Linked DNA regions of Homo sapiens: region 2 is linked to region 1. The links are chromatin loops, found by intact Hi-C in ENCODE. Cell type or tissue: endothelial cell of umbilical vein. All regions are shown on one strand. Links, peaks and the distances in the headings refer to the core of each region. The heading gives the core; the rest is flanking DNA.

Region 1 (8,931 bases), core at 1,680-5,679:
CTGAGGACCCACCTGCAGGGCCAGACCCCCCTCCCCACCCCGGGGTGAACACAGCCCCCACAGGCCCCAGTGGGCGGGAATGTTCCCCGTGGTGGCCATTCACATAACAGGACAAAAGAGCCCCCACGTTTGCTGGGATGACTCTTGGGAGACCGCCAGCAAGTTGCAGACCACGGCAGAGGCCGAGCTGAGATGGGAATTCCATGCCCAGGTCTCCCTGGACTGAGGGAACGTGATAGAAAGCTGAAATAGAAACAGAAACAATAGTGACGCCTCTTTAGAAAGGCTACAACTGAAAACTGGTTCCCAGTCTAGCCTGATGGACACACGATCTGAAGAGATCCAAGACCCGTTTCTGAGAGGAGAGAGAAGACCGTGGCCGGCAGACAGGGGTGATGCTCTCAGCTGCCCTTTTCCAGCCAAGGCCAGAAATGTGGTGTTGCTTTGGCTGGCTTTACACCCAGGACCCCAAGCGAGCTTCCTCCCCAAAGTGGGCTGTCCTCTGGACTCTGGGTTGGGGACATCTCTGAGCCAGCTGGGAGGTCAGAGACAGGTTTACAACCAGGAACCCCCTCCCAGGCCCGGCATGAAGCGTGGGCTGCGTACCTTAAAAATGTGGCTTTAGAAAGTGAAATGTTGGCCGGGCGCAGTGGTTCACACCAGTAATCCCAGCACTTTGGGAGACCGAGATGGGCGGATCACCTGAGGTCAGGAGTTCAAGACCACCCTGGCCAACATGGTGAAACCCCATCTCTGCTAAAAATACAAAACTTGGCCGAATGTGGTGGCGGGCGCCTGTAGTCCCAGCTACTTGGGAGGCTGAGGCATGAGAATTGCTTGAACCCTGGGAGGCAGAGGCTGCAGTGAGCTGAGATCGTGCCACTGCACTCCAGCCTGGGTGACAGAGTGAGACTCCATCTCAAAAAAAAAAAAAAGAAAAAGAAAAAGAAAAGAAAAAAGAAAACAAGAAAGTGAAGCAGCGTCAACACCAGCCAGGCTCAGTACCCTGGAATTACATATTCAGTTTGTGGCCTGATGTGGGGTAAGTTGGTTTCAAAGAAACAATAAACCTGTAATTTTAACAAATTGATGTTTGGCAAACTAGACATTCTAGAAGGCAGTCGTTCAGAGGGCAGCTGCTGGTGGCTGGACAGCTTCTGAACGGGCAGCCAGTGTCCATGGCCAGGTGGGCAGTATTTGCTTCTCAGTTCCAACTGGAATCATGACTCCAAAGCGACAGCTGCCACGAGCAACAGAGAATGGAGAGAGACACACCCAAGCGTGGCCACACAGCAATTCACAGTCAGGAAGGAGAAGCCGGAGAGGGACTCAGCCGATGACCCCAGGAGCCACAGAACTCCCACTCACTGCAGGCGAATCTACCCGGGAGAGAAGGGAAAAGAGGTTCCCCAAACACCACCAGGGAATAGGATGATATTCATAGCAACAAGCATTTATATGATACTCTGTGCTGGGTGCTTTACCTGTATGTACTCATGAATCTTGATAACGCTTGAGCCAGGAGCTCTTCCGTGAACATTGTCGTTTTGTAGAAGAAGAAACAGAGTCACAGGGCCCCCAAGGGACCTGCCCGGGTCCTACAGCTTTAAGAAGTAGAGCTGAACTTACACCCAGGGCCCTGGCTCCAAAGCCCACCCTGGTAATCCATGATGAATCACCCACCTCTGCGTTGGCCTCACCAATAAAGCTCTGATCCAAAGGTCCAGGCTCGGTCCCCGTGGTGGGCTGGTGGCATAACTGGACAAAAATGCCCCAGCGTTTGCTGGGATGGCTCTTGGAAGACCGCCAGCAAGTGGGAGAATACGAGAGAGACCATGCTGAGATGGAAATTCTAGGCCCGTATTCCAATGAACTGAGAAAAACAACGGGAAGCTGAAATAGAAACAGGGGTGATAGTGACATTTTTTTCAGAAGGACCTCCTGGGAAGATGGAAGTGAGGCAGACATGGCCCTTCTCCCGGACACTAGAGCCTGCACAGGCCTTCTCGATGGGTGAAGGGGAGCTGCTCCCCCGGCCTGAGGCCAGCGGGGGAAAGTTCTGGAACCTGAGCCCCTGAGTGTCTCCTGTGATGGGCAGAGCCCTGTGTGGTGACAAAGACAGGTGCTCAGTGTCTGCTGGCTCCTGAGCTTCCATCTGACTCTTCAGGACACAAACTCTCAGGTTTCCACTCCATTTCCCAAAGGGGTCTGTGCACACAGGGGGCCCCAGCCCAGCCCAGGAGCCACCAGGGCCTCCAGTCAGAGGACAGAGTAACAAATTTCAGTGAGGACAAATAGAAAAAACAGTAAGAGGGTAGAAGTGGAGTTAATCAGTTCATTGTTCCCTGTTTCCCTGAACAGAATTTTTTTTTAAGACGGAGCCTTGCTCTGCCACCGAGGCTGGAGTGCAGTGGCGCAGAGCAGCCTTGAGCTCCCGGCTTCAATCCATCTTCCCGTCTCAGCCTCCCGAGTAGCTGGGACCACAGGCATGTGCCACCACACCCAGCTAATGTTTTGTATTTTTTGTAGAGACAGGGTTTCGCTCTGTTGTCCAAACTCGTCTCAGACCCCTGAGCAGAAGCAATCTGCCTGCCTCAGCCTTTCAAAGTGCTGGGACTACAGGCATGAGCCGCCGTGCCCAGCCAGGATACTTGAAAATCTCAATATCATGAATTCGTTGCATATTATTTTGAATTCGTGTTAAACTGAACTATAGATATTCAGAAGATATTTTCGTTTTTCTCTTTTTTCTTTATTTTTAAACTTCTCTTGTTTCCTAATAAGGCTTTATCTCTCAATACTAAACATTGGCAATGCATTGTGTGGGTGGAAACAAGATTCCTGTTCCCTGGAAATTGGAAGGCAGATGGTGGCTTTCCAATGTCCATCAACTGCCAGGAGTTAAAGTGAGGGAGACACAGACAGGTGACCCCAGAAGCCATGTTTCTCCACATGTAAAGGACATATTTTCGGCTTCCCTACTCCCCTTTCTCTTGACGTGTCTCGCTGCTATTTATGGAGTTCGGGGTTGTCTGGTGATGCAAAGCCGCATTGCATAAACCTCTGTGCAGTAACACACCTTTGGGTGGACATGAGAGGTCCCTTAGTTTACTCTGTGGTGCTCATGGACACCATGTCCATGGCGTCCACTAAGAAAGCGTCATTCAAACCAGCTGCTGTCACTCTTCTCTTACCCAGGACACACCAGGCACCCGAAAACTACAAAGTGAGGGAAGGTTACTGGAGGGGTAGCCCTTCTACACAAAAAGTGGTTTGTCAAAACTATAGCTAGAAGGTAGTCCAGTCAAATGGCATTTGCCTTTTGACTTTATATCTTCAGGAGTTTGGGCAGCAAGTGAAAGAAACCAGCTTAAAGCTATAAAACTGGAAAATCCAGGAGTAAAGATGGCGTAAGGCAGGGTGAGTAGAGGGTGCAGAGCATGGGACCATCGTCCTTCCCTCTCCTGCCCTGCCTGGCTTTCCACGGCTTCATTTCGGGGAGGCTTAGTCTGTCTCTCAGAAACCCAAGTGAAAAATAAAAGTAACTTTCCTAAGAGTCCCCCAAAATTCTAGAATTGAGTTTTTGCTGACTTAGTCATTTGTTCATTCCTTATCCAATCACTGTAGCCTGAGGCAGGGAAACGCTCTGATGGGCCAGGCCTCCAGCTCAGAGGTGAGTCCAGGCCACGTGCTATGAATGGAGAGCTATTGTCTGGGGCAGGAGGCAGAGGAAGGAGGGCTCGCGCCGAGTGAAACGAAGAGGGGAAATATGAATGAATGTCTCGGAAGCAAAAGCAGCACACACCCACTCCAGACGCCACGCCCAGAGCTCCAATTCCCAACAGGGGCGCCGCGCATTTCTTTACAAATTATTTACAACAGGGCACCGCACAAGCCCCCTGTCCTTTTAGAGCGCACCGTGACGTTCCATCCCTTTCCAGCGACAGTGGCTCTGTTTCACTCTTCCTGTTTAAAATGCCAGCCTAGCAGTATGAATTGGTTGTGAGTTTGAATAACTGTCATGAAAGCAATTTTAGTAAAAATAAATAAACCATGTGAAGGACATATTTACTCAACGCAGAGCCCTTGCCAAGGAAATTGTCAAAGTTAGAAGAAAGGCAGCCACCTAGTGGCAGCATCCTGTCATAACACTGCTAGAGTTGGGGAATTCAACTCTATTTAGGGGGAAACTATTGTTATCAGTGAGATGAAATACAATTATTTTAAAAATATATTATTTGCCCCATTTTTGAGACTGGGTCTTGCTCTGTAGCCCAGGCTGGAGTGCAGTGGTACGATCATGGCTCATTGCAGCCTCTACCTCCTGGACTCAAGTGGCTTCCAGAGCAGCTGGGACCACACGTGCGCACCACCACACCCAGCTAACTTTTTTAATTTTCTGTAGATACGAGGTCTCACTATGTAGTCAGAGCTGCTTTTGAACTGCTGAGCTCAAGTTTAGAGGAAGCCTTTCAGTGCAGTGAGAGACTTTTGTGGGGGGGTCCCTCAGCCACCTGGAAATGACTGTCATCCAGGAAGTTATTTTCTACCCACCTCAGCCTCCCAAAGTGCTGAGATTACAGGTGTGAACCACTGCACCTGGCTTTATTTGCCCCTTTTAAAACAAAGCCAGCCGGGCGCGGTGGCTCACGCCTGTAATCCCAGCACTTTGGGAGGCCGAGGCGGGCAGATCACGAGGTCAGGAGATCGAGACCATCCTGGCTAACAGAGTGAAACCCCGTCTCTACTAAAAAACACAAAAAAATTAGCCCGGCGTGGTGGTGGGCGCCCGTAGTCCCAGCTACTCGGGAGGCTGAGGCAGGAGAATGGCTAAACCCGGGAGGCGGAGCTTGCAGTGAGCCGAGATCGCGCCACTGCACTCCAGCCTGGGAGACAGAGCAAGACTCCGTCTCAAAAAAAAAGAAAAAGCCAAATTCCATCTATAAATTCACTTGTGGAATAGTTATACAGAAACTATTTTCATTTCATTTCATTATGCCTATGTTACGTTAAACCCTGCTCCTGGTTTACTCCCTGAACCTGGGATTTCTAATACATATGGTAAGATTTTCAACTGCTGTATTTCACTGATTCTAATACATATGCTTTCTGTTCACATTCGTATGACCCAATAACAACACTATTGGTTTGGCATCCAACGATGTGAATTCATCTTAGTAATGGATCATACTATTAAGTGGAGAGAGCAAGTCCCAAACATTTACCCAACATATGCTATTATTTGATAAGGTGAAAATCAAGGAAAATAATAAATACATGTATTTTAAGAGAGCATGCACATATAATAAACATATATGAAAAGTAAAGCAAAGGCCAGGTGTGGTGGCTCACGCCTGTAATCTCAGCATTTTGGGAGGCTGAGGCGGGCAGATCACCAGAAATCAGGAGTTCGAGACCAGCCTGTCCAACACGGTGAAACCCCGTTTCTGCTGAAAATACAAAAATTAGCCAGGCACGGTGGTGCGCACCTGTAAAGCCAGCTACTCGGGCAACTGAGGCAGGAGAATTCCTTGAACCCAGGAGGTGGAGGTTGCAGTGAGCTGAGATCATGCACTGCACTCTATCCTGGGCAACAGAGCAAGACTCCATCTCAAAGAAAAAAAAAAAAGTAAAGGAAGAAAATAGTTAACTTGGGTCAGGAGGGAGGGGTGTAGTTTGGGAGAACTAAATTATTATTTTCAGTATTTCAAAATAATATAAAATATACAAATATAAATATATCAAATATATTTCTTTAAGTCCTACCATCAAAACTCTGTAATCTACTCAGTAGTCTATCCATCAAGTCTATTTCTCAGCAGAAGTTTTATTGCATCTGATGTTAAACCAGATTTCAATGGCTGCAGGAGAGATATTGGCAAATAGGGGGTCAGAGGGCGAGAGAGAGAGGAGGGATGGGGGCCGCATTCTCCACGAATGCTTACAAGTTTCAAAGAAAGGTAGTGATGCTTGATTATAAGTGGGTGTTGTTCCTTGTGTCATCATTACTGTATAACTAACTCATGGAATAACAGAATGTTAGAACAGAAAAGGAATGTTGAGGTCGGCTTGAAGCTCTTTGTTCTGCAGAGAGGGAAATTGAAGCCCAGAGAAGTTGTGTGAGTTTCCCAGAGCCACACAGCCCAGCAGCAGCACAGCATGGAGTTGAACTCCCAGCACTCCAGCACCGTACTCAGTGAAGCGCACCTTGCTGCTGGCTTCCCACTACAAGCCAAGATTGGAATTGTGACCATAGTTTCATATGGGATTACTTTGTTAACATCCAATTCACACATGCAAAATACCTGCCAAAAACCTGGAGAAGAGTTTACCTATGAAATCACAGAAAAGACAGATGCTGTTTGTGGTGTAGCCTTAATATTTAAGGAAACTAAGTGAAATCTATGGTGCATAAATTTTTAAATTTTTCGTTAAAATATTTCCACTTATAAATCAAGCCATGTGAGATGGCCTATATTTTTAGATAAATGAATGTTTATCAATAATGTGATATGTTTAAATATTCATTATTGAACTAGGACAAACACGTCTCTTTAGAAAAGAGATAAAACAGCCTATCATAGTATTCAGGAAAAACAAAAGAATATGATACCAAACCTAAGGAGCCCTGTAGTATGTGATCACTATTAATATAGACCTGCCATTTACATTTTTAAAAAGCATGAGACTAAACGTTTTCTTGTAAAAGGCATGCAAAGATTTCATAAAGTAGCAAGCATTGATGATATGCATTGCCTTTGTTTCGCTAATCCTGCAACCCTTTTTATTCAAAATGCAGATGATCTAAGCTCCACGTTCCATCTGCTGATACAGCACTGACCTTTGATAGATGGTTCAATTTGCCAACATGGAGTGCAGGGAATGCAGAGCCACTCATGCTAGATCAGGCGCAGAGGGGTCTGTTCTTTTTTACTTTATTTTACTTTACTTTTCTCACAAGCAGACAGAGGGGTCCATTCTAAGCATATGTGTGAGGTGATGAGGAAATGGAATCTCAGGAAAATGTTTTAAAATCACAAGAGGGTCAGTTTTTATGGAAGTGAAGGGTATAGTGCGTCTAAGACAGCTCTGAGGTGCTGAAAGGGGGCCCCTAGGACCCCACTATTAACAGAATTTAGCTACACTATGTTCTGATATACTTCTTCCCACTTCCTATGCCGAGTCTTTCTTTGATTTCCAATTTAAATTATTTAGAGAGAGGGCTTTTGATTGGCTCGCCTAATAACTATTGATGAGTACATCAAGTCAGTCATAGACCTTGGCCACCTGTGAACAGAATGCTGGTGGTTCCAGGGGCCCATTTCTAAATCAGTGGGAGCCACAGGCTGTGTCCTGCAGCCCATAGTGTTGGTGGCTGAGGCTGGAGATACCAGCAGGGAATGTGAATGGAAGCCGATTTGGGGGAAGGGGCTGTGGATACATCAAGCACTGTGATTGATTTGTCTAACATGTGCATTAATGTAAAGAAATACATTCTGCAGACGTGATCTAAATGCAGAAATAAGCCGTGTCAATCAGCACTTAATACAGGGCAGGGCTTTTCTGTTCTTTTCACTCTGAGCCCTGGCAGGGTAGTTGTCTTGTTCAATCAGTGTCTCTGCAGTTTAGAAATATTTCTATATAATGGCACTTTAAATGGTGTGTAGTAAAGAACTAACCTTTGGTTGGGCACAGTAGCTGATGCCTGTAATCCTGACACTTTGTTCTATGGAGTTCTATGGAGGCCGAGGTGGGAGGATTGAGCCCAGGAGCTTGAGAGCAGCCTGGGTAGCTTAGCAAGACCCCATCTCTACAAAAAATATCTGGGCATGGTGGTGCACACCTGTGGTGCACACCTGTGGTCCCAGCTCCTCTGGGGGGAATCACTTGAGCCTGGGACATGGAGGCTGCAGTGAGGTATAATCACACCACTGCACTCCAGCCAGGGCAACAGAGAGAGGCCCTGTCAGGAGAAAAAGAAAAAAGAAAAAACTAACCTTACCCAAGGAGCACTCTGGCCTTTGCCCTCAGCTCCTGGGAGGTCACGTCTAAGCCGCAGGCATGTCTTGTCTAATAAGAGTGTTTTTGTCGAGCTAGGGCCTTGGGCCACACGCAGAGCCTAACAGCGTGATTCATGGTGGGGGCTTTGGATGGTGCATATTGGCATGACTTCATGAAGGACTGGTGCTATGGTCTGCATGCTGATGTCCCCCCAAAAACTCATGTTGAAACTTACTCCCCAGTGCAGCAGTATTAAAAGGTGTGGCCTTGGGGAGCTCGTTAGGTCATGAAGGCCCCACTCTTGTGAACGGAATCAGTGCCTTATGAAAGGGCTGGAGGTTGAAGCCAGCACACTCTTGCCCTTCTTTACCTTCCATCCTATGAGGATACAGCATTCGTCCCCCACTCCGGAGGACGCAGCCACAAGGCACCAACCGGAAGTGGAGCTCGGCCCTCTCCAGCCCCTAAACCTGCAGGCTCCTTGATCTTGGACTTCCCAGCCCCAAGAACTTGAGAAATACATTTCTGTTTTTTATAAACAGTCCGAGGTATTTTGTGATAGCAGCACAAACAGACTAAGGCAGCTGGGGCCTACAGGTCAGCCCAGTGCAGTCAACTATGTCTCTGTGACCAGGTCCAAGGGAAGCCTCCGGACGCAGGCTTGCGGAGCATCCCAGCTGCCTGTGCTCCATGTGAGCTGCCACACATTGTTTCTGGGAGCAGCAGGCTCAGCCACGATTCCACCAGGAGAGGAGGTGGCAGCTCTGTGGATCTCTCCAGGGCTCTGCCTTCAGAACCTCTCCACTTGACTGATTTTACTCTGCACCCTTTCACTGTAATAAATGCTTCTGCTGAGTTCTATGGGTCCTTCTAGTGCATTATTCAACCTGCAGGTAGTCTTAGAGATGCCCTAACTCAGCAAAGAATCAT
Region 2 (8,931 bases), core at 1,900-5,899, 260 kb after region 1:
ACGCTGATAAGCTTCACGAGACAGATGGGCTCCTGTTCCCAGTTAGGTGATGGCCTCCTTCTGTGGGATCACCCATTCCCACAGGGTGACATGTGACTTCCAATGGCTCCTCACAAGGAGAGTCCCTAGTCCCCATCCCGTTGATGTGTATCTACATTCCCTCCCATTGATTCCCATCCCAGCAGCCACGTGACATCTTTGGCTAGTGGAACCTAGTGGACGTGCCCTGTGCCACCTCCCAGCAGAAGGTTTGGAGTCCTTGCCTTGATTCTTCGATCTGCCATGAGAGTGGTCCTGCTGACCCAGGGGCTGGCCTTTCAGCCAGGCCTTGATAAGAGAATCCGACAGGTAGACCTGAAGCCAGTCCTCAGCACCAAGGACCAAGAGCAAGAAATGAACGTGTCTTATGAGCCACTGAGATTGTGAGCTTGTTTGCTTAAGCTAGCTGATGTATCGAGGCAGTACCAATAGCGAAAACAACATGGTTAGTAATGTCAAGACCGAAGGACTCCTCTTACTGGTCACAGATTTAGGAAACTATTGTTACTGAAATTTCATCTCCCAACCTCATTCCCATCTGAATTTACTACATCCCTAGGAGAGACTGTGATTTTCTGGGTCCCATAGGCCCCACTGAACTAGTAGCTGAGGATCAAGCAGGGCCATGATGATTTGTCCCAGTGACATAACAGCAACTGATTCCACAAGCAGCATAATTAAATAGTAAAAATGTTCGGTAAAGAATGTAAGTGCTAACTCTTAAATGTTACCCCTTTCAGCACCAGCAGTCCTCCTAATTATTGACATAGGTGTGTATTAGTCATTTTCACACTGCTCTGAAGAAATGCCTGAGCCTGGGTAATTTACAAAGAAGAAGAGGTTCAATGGACTCACATTCCACATAGCTGGGGAGGCCTCACAATCGTGGCAGAAGGTGAAGGAGGAGCAAAGGCACGTCTTACATGGTGGCGGGCAAGAGACTGTGTGCAGGGGAACTGCCCTTTATAAAACCACCAGATCTCATGAGAGTTATTCACTACCATGAGAACAGCACAGGAAAACCCTCCCTCATGACTCAAGTACCTCCCATTGGGTCCCTCCTATGACATGTGAGGATTATGACACTTGAAGATGAGATTTGGGTGGGGACACAGCCGAACCATATCAAGGGGTTTATGGTCTGTATTCCTGTGAGCACATGAAATGCGACCCTCTCTAAGGTGGGCGCCCTGCCTTCTCTGCTCCATGTCCTGACTGTGGACCAGAGCCTGGTGCGTAGTAAATGTTCATTTAATTTGTGTCGTCTGACCAAAGACCTGGCCCACAGTGGCCCTGGAGATGCTGGCACCAGAAACAGTGCTGGGAAGCCTCTGTTGAGTTGCTTTGCTCAGAATAGCAAAGGGATAGAGCCCATATGTACCCAGGGAATTTTCCAGCACTTTCTTTTTTTTTTTTTTTTTTTTTTTTGAGACGGAGTCTCGCTGTGTCGCTCAGGCTGGAGTGCAGTGGTGCAATCTCAGCTCACTGCAAGCTCTGCCTCCCGGGTTCATGCCATTCTACTGCCTCAGCCTCTCGAGCAGCTGGGACTATAGGTGCCTGTCACCACTCCCGGCTAATTTTTTTGTATTTTTAGTAGAGACGGGGTTTCACTGTGTTAGCCAGGATGGTCTCAATCTCCTGACCTCGTGATCTGCCCGCCTCGGCCTCCCAAAGTGCTGGGATTACAGTCCTGAGACATCGCGCCCGGCTGGATGTGCATTTTATTTGCTCTTTCTGTCTGCGTGTTTTTAAGGAGTTAGTTTTGGGATCCCTATGAACTCACACAGTCAATTAAAACAGGTAAAATAGTATAGCTTTGATGAAGATACACAGTACATACTCTTCTAGTCCAGGCACTATTCTTCCGTATTTAGAAATCTCCTTCCTTCCTTTATTTCTTTAGCCTTTCCTTTAATTTTTTTTTTTTTTGAGAAAAGTACTCCGCATATTCATGTGTGCATTCAGAAACATACATTGGTAAATGGCACCTGCAGGGAAGTATTTGACAATCAATGGGCTAATATATAATTCAAGAGTTTTCTTTTCCTTTATTTTTCAATTAATGTCAGCATCAGTTCATTTCAAATTAATGAATACCACAGGAAAAATAGGACCTCAGAAGAGGTAAGAATGTAACAAAAGTCAGAGGCAAACAAGATTCCCACAATTGATCATCCAATATTTTTATCTCTAATCTTTTAGAAGTGACTATTTTTATGTCTAATGAACACTCACTATGTTTACGTCCAGTGCACATTAACCATTTGTTCGGTCTTATTCTAAAAATGTTGAACTCTTTCCTTTTCTTTCTAGATTTCTTTGGGGGCAAGCTAATATAATTTTTTCATTGTCTTACAGAGGTATAAGGAGTTGGTTTCTTTCTCCTGCCCCCTCATTTCTGCAGCCCTGCTGTAATCAGCCAGCCCACAGTAAATGGAGCCCGCACTCCAAATGAGGTCTCACACAGAGCAGGAATGATTTTCACTGGCTAATTTAAGATACCTCCATTTATGCTTGACAGGAAGGCATTTTGTCCTGTCTATTCAAGATTCTTTTTAACAGCACACGAACTTTGAGAAATGTATCCCTTCTATAGCATCCCTTTAACTCATTTTAAAAATGTGCATTCATATGAAGAGATTTTGCATTTGTGGCATACATTTGTGAATGCCTATATTTATACGGACAGATAAAAAATTTATTTGTATACAAAATACACATAAAATTTGCCAACACACTCACCCGCATTCCACAGCCTCTCTTCACATCGGATGCTGCATAAAAGAGTTCACGTTTCAAGGATGCAAAATGCATGAGGCTACTTTTCAGAGAGCTCTCAGGCCAGGAAAACTAGGCTGCATCCAGGAACACTGGGCACAGCTGGAGATTGATGGTGTAAATACCAATTCAGACCCTAAACTGCTGACCACCGCCTCTCGGAGAGCTCAGGCCAGCCTTCCAAGTGTCTCTGCATGTCTCCATGTGTCATTAATCCATTGCTCAATGCCACGAAAATGCATCTGATGACTTTTTTTTTTTTCCCCTGGCAAACAGTTCCATTGAGTAGGCAGGTGGGAGTACTTTTAGCGTTTGCTGGTTAGTCTCTCCAACTTGATTGCTTTAGGCTAATCCCATTTTAAAGACCTGTGGAAAGTGCTTTGGGCTTGTGAATGAAATTTAATTCTATGCTTCCAACAGGAGGAAAGGCACTGGCCTGGTTTAGGGGCTGCACCTCTGTGGGCTTTCTCCTCTCTCCTCCCCACCCCTCACTCTGCTATCCCCTCGCTTCCCTGAAAGCACACAACTCACCCAAAACTGACCTGTCCAAACAACAAACAGCTTACAGTAGCTGGCCTGGAAAGATCTTGGAAATCCAATTTGCGTGTGATTATTTAATTCCTACTCCAGCCCCCCATTCAGAGACTGGAATGACGTGTCAGGAATTCATTTACATCCTGATTCTTATTCACTCTCATGCCTCCATTTTTGGACTTCAGGCGTTGCAGAAACAATTCCAATCTTGCAAAATGATTTTAATTTGATGGACGTTTTAGTGTTAATTCAGGTGTGATGAATTACTAATTTGAAACATCATTTTTTTTTTCAGTGAAACTGTATTGAAGAGGAGCCCAGACCTAGCTATTAATGGCTTCTCTGGCTAAACTTGTGAAATCATGGGAGACCAAAGCCATTCAGAATCATTTCTTTCTTTTTTCTTTTCTTTTTTTCCCTTCGCAATAAGCATGCTTCATTTTTCTAAACAGAACAAAAAGAGATACCTAGAGAGTTGAGAAAGGATTTTTCAGAGTGAGGTGCTGGGTGGTTTCTGGGAACATGGTTTTCCTCACTTCAGTGTTGGAAGGAAGATGTTTAATGAACCCTCTTCCTCTCAGCAGAGGTATCTCCAGACATCCAGGTGAAGGCAGATTTGGGGCCTATCAATTTAAGGCAGTTCACAGAGAAAATGTTTTCCCTTGATTTAATGTTTCCGGATGTGAACTGTAGGGCAGCTGATTCAAATCAGAGAAAATTTCTAGTCCGCCTTCTCGGAGGACTTTGCAGGTCCAGGGGGGTTAGATGCACCTGTTGGTCGTCAGCGTGGATCAGACCTGAGTTTTGACGATACACTGGCTCCCCCTGCTGGTTGCCTCTTGGATTCTCCATAGCTGAAACTGTTAACTGCCTGCTGTTCCTTCTCACCCCAGGACGTGAGAGAGCTTTCGGTTCCCTCCCCACAAGGCGAGTGTGCATCTTCCACTGCACCCCAAAGCTGCTGCCTGCTTCTCCTCTGTTTTCATAACCTGGGATGCCTTCCTCTGAGGTCTGCTTCACAAGAATGGATTCATCACTTCAATTTGCAAAGTCACAGTTGGGTGGACATTCCGGTCAAGAATTCCAGGCGGAGGCCCTCTGTCTTTGACAGCTGGCTCTAGGGTTTAGCTGTTTAGGTTTTTTTGCTCATGACTACTGGGATCTGCTCTGCTCAGGAACGATCCTCCCATAATGTGGACGTGGCCGAGGGCTTGGGTGGAACCTTGCAGTGGCGTCAGGGGCTTGCCCTCCAGGGACCCCACTCAGTGGGGCCTCTTACCATCTATTGACCAGGCTGTTTTTACAGAGGCACAGGGAGAGAGGCTAATGGGCAGAAGACGGACAGTAATGCCGACGGTTTTTGTCGGTAGCAATGCAAATGAATTTTGTCTGGTAGAGATACAATTGATTTCCTTTCTATAAGAAAGTGTAACCACAAGCATCATTTTGTTATTGGCCTGGAGGACATTTAGCAGCTTTATGCCTATTAGCAAGTTCATTCCAGATTCCAACCGCCTATGCGCACCTTGCGCTCCACGTGTGCTGTTGAACAAGTCGATATCTTATGTCTCCCTCCTTTATTGATGAGTTAAACATGCTCTTTGACATGTGTTGAATTTATTTTTACATGGAAGTCATATACATCTAGCCTACCCTGTCACTCCGCAAACTCAGGACATGCCTTTGGCCATATAGTCTCTGTTTTTCGATTAATCTCTGAACTTCTCAGTACCTCAAGGGCGTGAAGCACAGCCTCTCCCTTCAGAGCCTTTTTATCTCTGTGTTAGTCAGGGTTCTCCAGAGAAACAGAAGCAACAAGATAAATAGATAAGTGGATAGGCAGATGACAGATAGAGAGACAGATAGACAGATGGAAAGACAAACAACAGATAGACAGACGGAGAGACAAGCAACAGATAGACAGATGGAGAGACAAACAACAGATAGACAACAGATAGACAGATAGATGACAGACCGATAGATACATAACGGACAGGGATAAATAGATAGATGGACAGACAGACAGACAGGAATTTATAGAAGAGGTTTATTAAGAGGAATTGGCTTATGCGATTGTGGAGGCTGGGAAGACCCACATGTTCCCTCCTGCACGCTGGAGACCTGGGAGAGCTGATGATGTCAGTCCCAGTCTGCATCTGAGGCCTGAGAACCAGGAACTCAGATGTCCCAGGGCAGGAGAGGATGTCTCAGCTGAAACAGAGGAAATCTGCCCTCCCTTCACTTTCTGGTCTATTCAAGCCCTCGGGGGACAGGTTGATGTTGCCCACATGGGTGAGGGTGGAGCCTTTTCACTCAGTCCACTGGTTCACATGCTCACCTCTTCCAGAAATGCCCTCACCGCCCTCCCAAGAAATCATCCTTTACCAGCTACCTGTATACCCCTTAGCCTGGTCAAGACAATACATAAAATAAACCATGGCACCTTCCCCATCTTTGCAACGACTCTTCTGAGGTCCTGTGGGCTTATGTACCACAAGCCAGGAGAGAATTTGTGCCCTAGGATGGACAGGCGGTGTCGAGTGGAGGCTCGATCCTGCAGCCTGCGGTACACCATGGCCCCCAGGTCCTGGGCACACATGTCCGAGGGAAGCTACTCTGCTTCCACCAAGCCTGCAAGCTCAGGGGTCTGCCAAGTTGCTCCTGCTGGCACCTGTTCTGATGGGCACAGGCGGGTTCCATCACAGCCTGTTTCATCCACCTAACTCTGCTCTCCTCTCCTTTCTAGCAGCCATCAAAGGACATGTTGCTTTCCCTTTACTTGCTCAAGAGCAATTTCATTCCACTTTTCTAGGTAATTGTGGCTGTTGTCCCGCGGTTGTATTTCTAAGGTGCAGCAACAACCCTGCTGGCTCCAAGGTGACTTTTCCACCGAGGATAAAACGAGGAAGCTGGTTGACACTTTGTTCCCTAAAATACAAGAAACAAAACGTCCATTTAATTGTCGTGGGCACTCTACTCTGGAGGACACCCTGATCAGAAACTTCGCGTGACTACAAATCTTAGGCTTTGCAGTACCCACAGGCTGTAAAATGAACAGGTTCGTTTCAGTGGCTCAGAGGCAGTCAATACCATGTGTAGGCCTGGGAGGCCTCCCTCAGCTGTCCCCTGCCTTTGTGACTCCATAGCTCCTTGAGACAGAAACATCGATGTATGCAGCATGAGGTTCTGCTCCAAACGAAGAACACGCACCCCCTTAGAGTTCAGCAGACACTTCAGTGCACAGCAAGGAAACTGAGGCTCAGAGAACCAGTGGCTCCCTCACCCAGGTCATCAGAGGCAGAGCCAGGGCAAGATCTCTGTCTCCTTGGCTCCCGTCTCACAGTTCTGGGCCAGTTGGGCCCTTGCAAACTGGGCTTCCTGCCAGCCACGGCACTTCCTGATGAACAGGATGCATTAGCTCAGAGAGCCTATTTATCTTGGTTTTGCCCAGAGCAAGCCCTCGCTATGGCTGTTTCTGAATCTTCTGGGAGTTCGGGTGGATTTGTGGTCAGGGCTGAGGAGCTCTCTTGTTGATCCTTCGTTGGAAGTGGGAACTCCTGCATTTCTGTCTCAGAGTTCGATTACATACCTTGTTGAGTCACGAGTTCCCATCTACAGATGAGGAACCTGAGTTCAGCACCTGAGATCTACCAGCAGCTAAGGGGCTAGAGGGTGCTGGAACCCAGGACTCGTCAGCTCTTCTTGAAAGCGCACTGAATTCACATGGACGTTTAGTAATTTTAAAGTTCTTTTCAACTGGAGTCTAGAGTGTTTGTGTCCTTTGCACTTAATACTTAGGGCTTTGAATGACTCATCTTCCAAAAGATCTTTCTTTCCCCGAAAGCCAAGAGGAGGGCCTGTGTGAATAAGGACCAATCATCTCGTTGGGCATGAATATTGCTACTGAAAACTAATGTTTTCATGCTAATACCATGGAAGAGAAGAACACCAGTTTGGAATTTGGGGAACTGGATTTTTACTTTAAGTATTATTAGAACCTCTCGCATAATTGTGGCCAGTCCTTATCCTCTCTGGACTGCAGCTTTCTGGTTATACATTGCTCTGTTAGGCTCTAGAGGTCCTCCCAGCGTAGAGCTCTGCAGTGTTTCTACAAAGTAGGATCAGGAGTTGGGAGGCCCAGTTTTACCTCTGTGTGGCCTTGTCGCTGAGCCTCAGAAACTTGGCAAGATAAGGATAATTTTTGACTTTTTTAGCTTTAAAAATACAAAAGTCATCAGAACAAAATATTCAAAAAGAAGACATCAGCCCATCGTTCTTAGGTACTTTGGGATCATCAGGACAGTGTCCCCAATGATCTCAGCTGACAGTCTCCACATGATTCTTTCTGCTTATAAAGTCTCCATGCTCCTAAATTGTATTTTCTCGAATGCCCAGCTCTATCAGAAGCTGCCATCTGGAAAGGAGAATGGCATCAATTAGTTTCTGATAGGAAATCTCAAGAATCTCCAAAATTGGTCTTCAATTTTCTGGAAGCACGAATAGGAACTGGGTCTCAGCTGTGAAACTGAGGTCAGATACCAAGGACACTTTAATCAGTGATGGTCAGAAACATGTGTCGCCCCAAACACGGGTGTGCCTGCTGCACACAGCACAGTCACTGTGGTGTGATAATGGCCATCACTGCAGCCACTCAGCACAATAACTGTGGTGTGATAATGGCCATCACTGCAGCCACTCGCTCACACATGCACGAGTATTAGGTGGAATAAATCCATCGCAACAACTGCTTATAATTGACGGCTGTGCTCTGACAGTTGGTACAAATACGACTACCGACCACTTTTGTTTCTTGCACGTGTTCAATGAGAAAACCCTTTAAACATAGACAGTGCAAATTATGGTAGGAACAGAATAACACACGGGAAAATTAAAGACTTTCCTCTGAAAACCCCACTTTTAATCAAGGCTGGAAGTCAGAATGCCACAGTTGAAGGAAGAGGGACGTGGAGAAGATGATTATGCTAGAATGCTTAGGAATTCAATTTCACTTGCAACAAAATGGTGCCTGTGAGCTGCTCACACGGTAGACCTGCCAAACGACCTCACAAGCAATCCGGCAGTGCTTCCTCAGCGTCAAAAACCCCCAAGCAATCTGTGTGACCGACTTTTCACCACTAAGGAACTCTCTGGGTTAACACATGTTGGAGACACATGCTTCCTTACGTTTGTGGTTTTTCCAGTAAAGTCTAGGACCTCATGGGTTGCTGTTTTCCACTTTTCATTGGCAGGAACTGTGGGCAAAACATGAGATTGATAGGTCATTGGAATGGGTAGCAAATCCCAGGTTGATGCCCTGGCTCAGAGGGCAGCTTTTGAATCACGCGAATCTGGGTTCAAAATGTGGCTCCTCCCTTTGGTAGCACTGTGTCCTGAAGACACACTAAAGAGGCAGGCCACAGACAGAGGACCTCGGGGAGAGAGGGCAGACCTTCCTTCTCAGCCCTGGGAAAGATGTCCCCCGACTCGAAGCCTCCACGTGTCCATCCGGGAGGCAGGGATAAGGGTGGAATTCAGTTCACACTGCGGTGAGGATACTGTGTAGCAATGCTTATGAAGGGC

What was found. Hi-C counts contacts between places; a loop is a spot of excess contacts. Peaks named below come from ENCODE experiments on the same cell type or tissue, not always from the same donor. Only the 100,000 strongest peaks of a DNase experiment are listed, where the experiment ranks them.
Region 2: a loop joins it to region 1, with 6 times the contacts of the local background. A loop is called at or near these places in 5 of 110 quality-filtered maps.

The regions. Positions count from the first base shown.
Region 1 is chr10:3,188,231-3,197,161 of GRCh38, reverse strand. No RefSeq gene overlaps it. Among named protein-coding and RNA genes, the nearest start is that of PITRM1, 20 kb to the right of the region's middle. In endothelial cell of umbilical vein, for the core only: a CTCF peak has its summit at 4,126 (motif pointing left); a DNase peak (open chromatin) is centred at 3,911; H3K4me3 peaks cover 359 bases; H3K27ac peaks cover 710 bases.
Region 2 is chr10:2,923,689-2,932,619 of GRCh38, reverse strand. No RefSeq gene overlaps it. Among named protein-coding and RNA genes, the nearest start is that of PFKP-DT, 140 kb to the left of the region's middle. RefSeq lists an enhancer at 2,671-3,240. In endothelial cell of umbilical vein, for the core only: a CTCF peak has its summit at 4,201 (motif pointing left); a DNase peak (open chromatin) is centred at 4,179.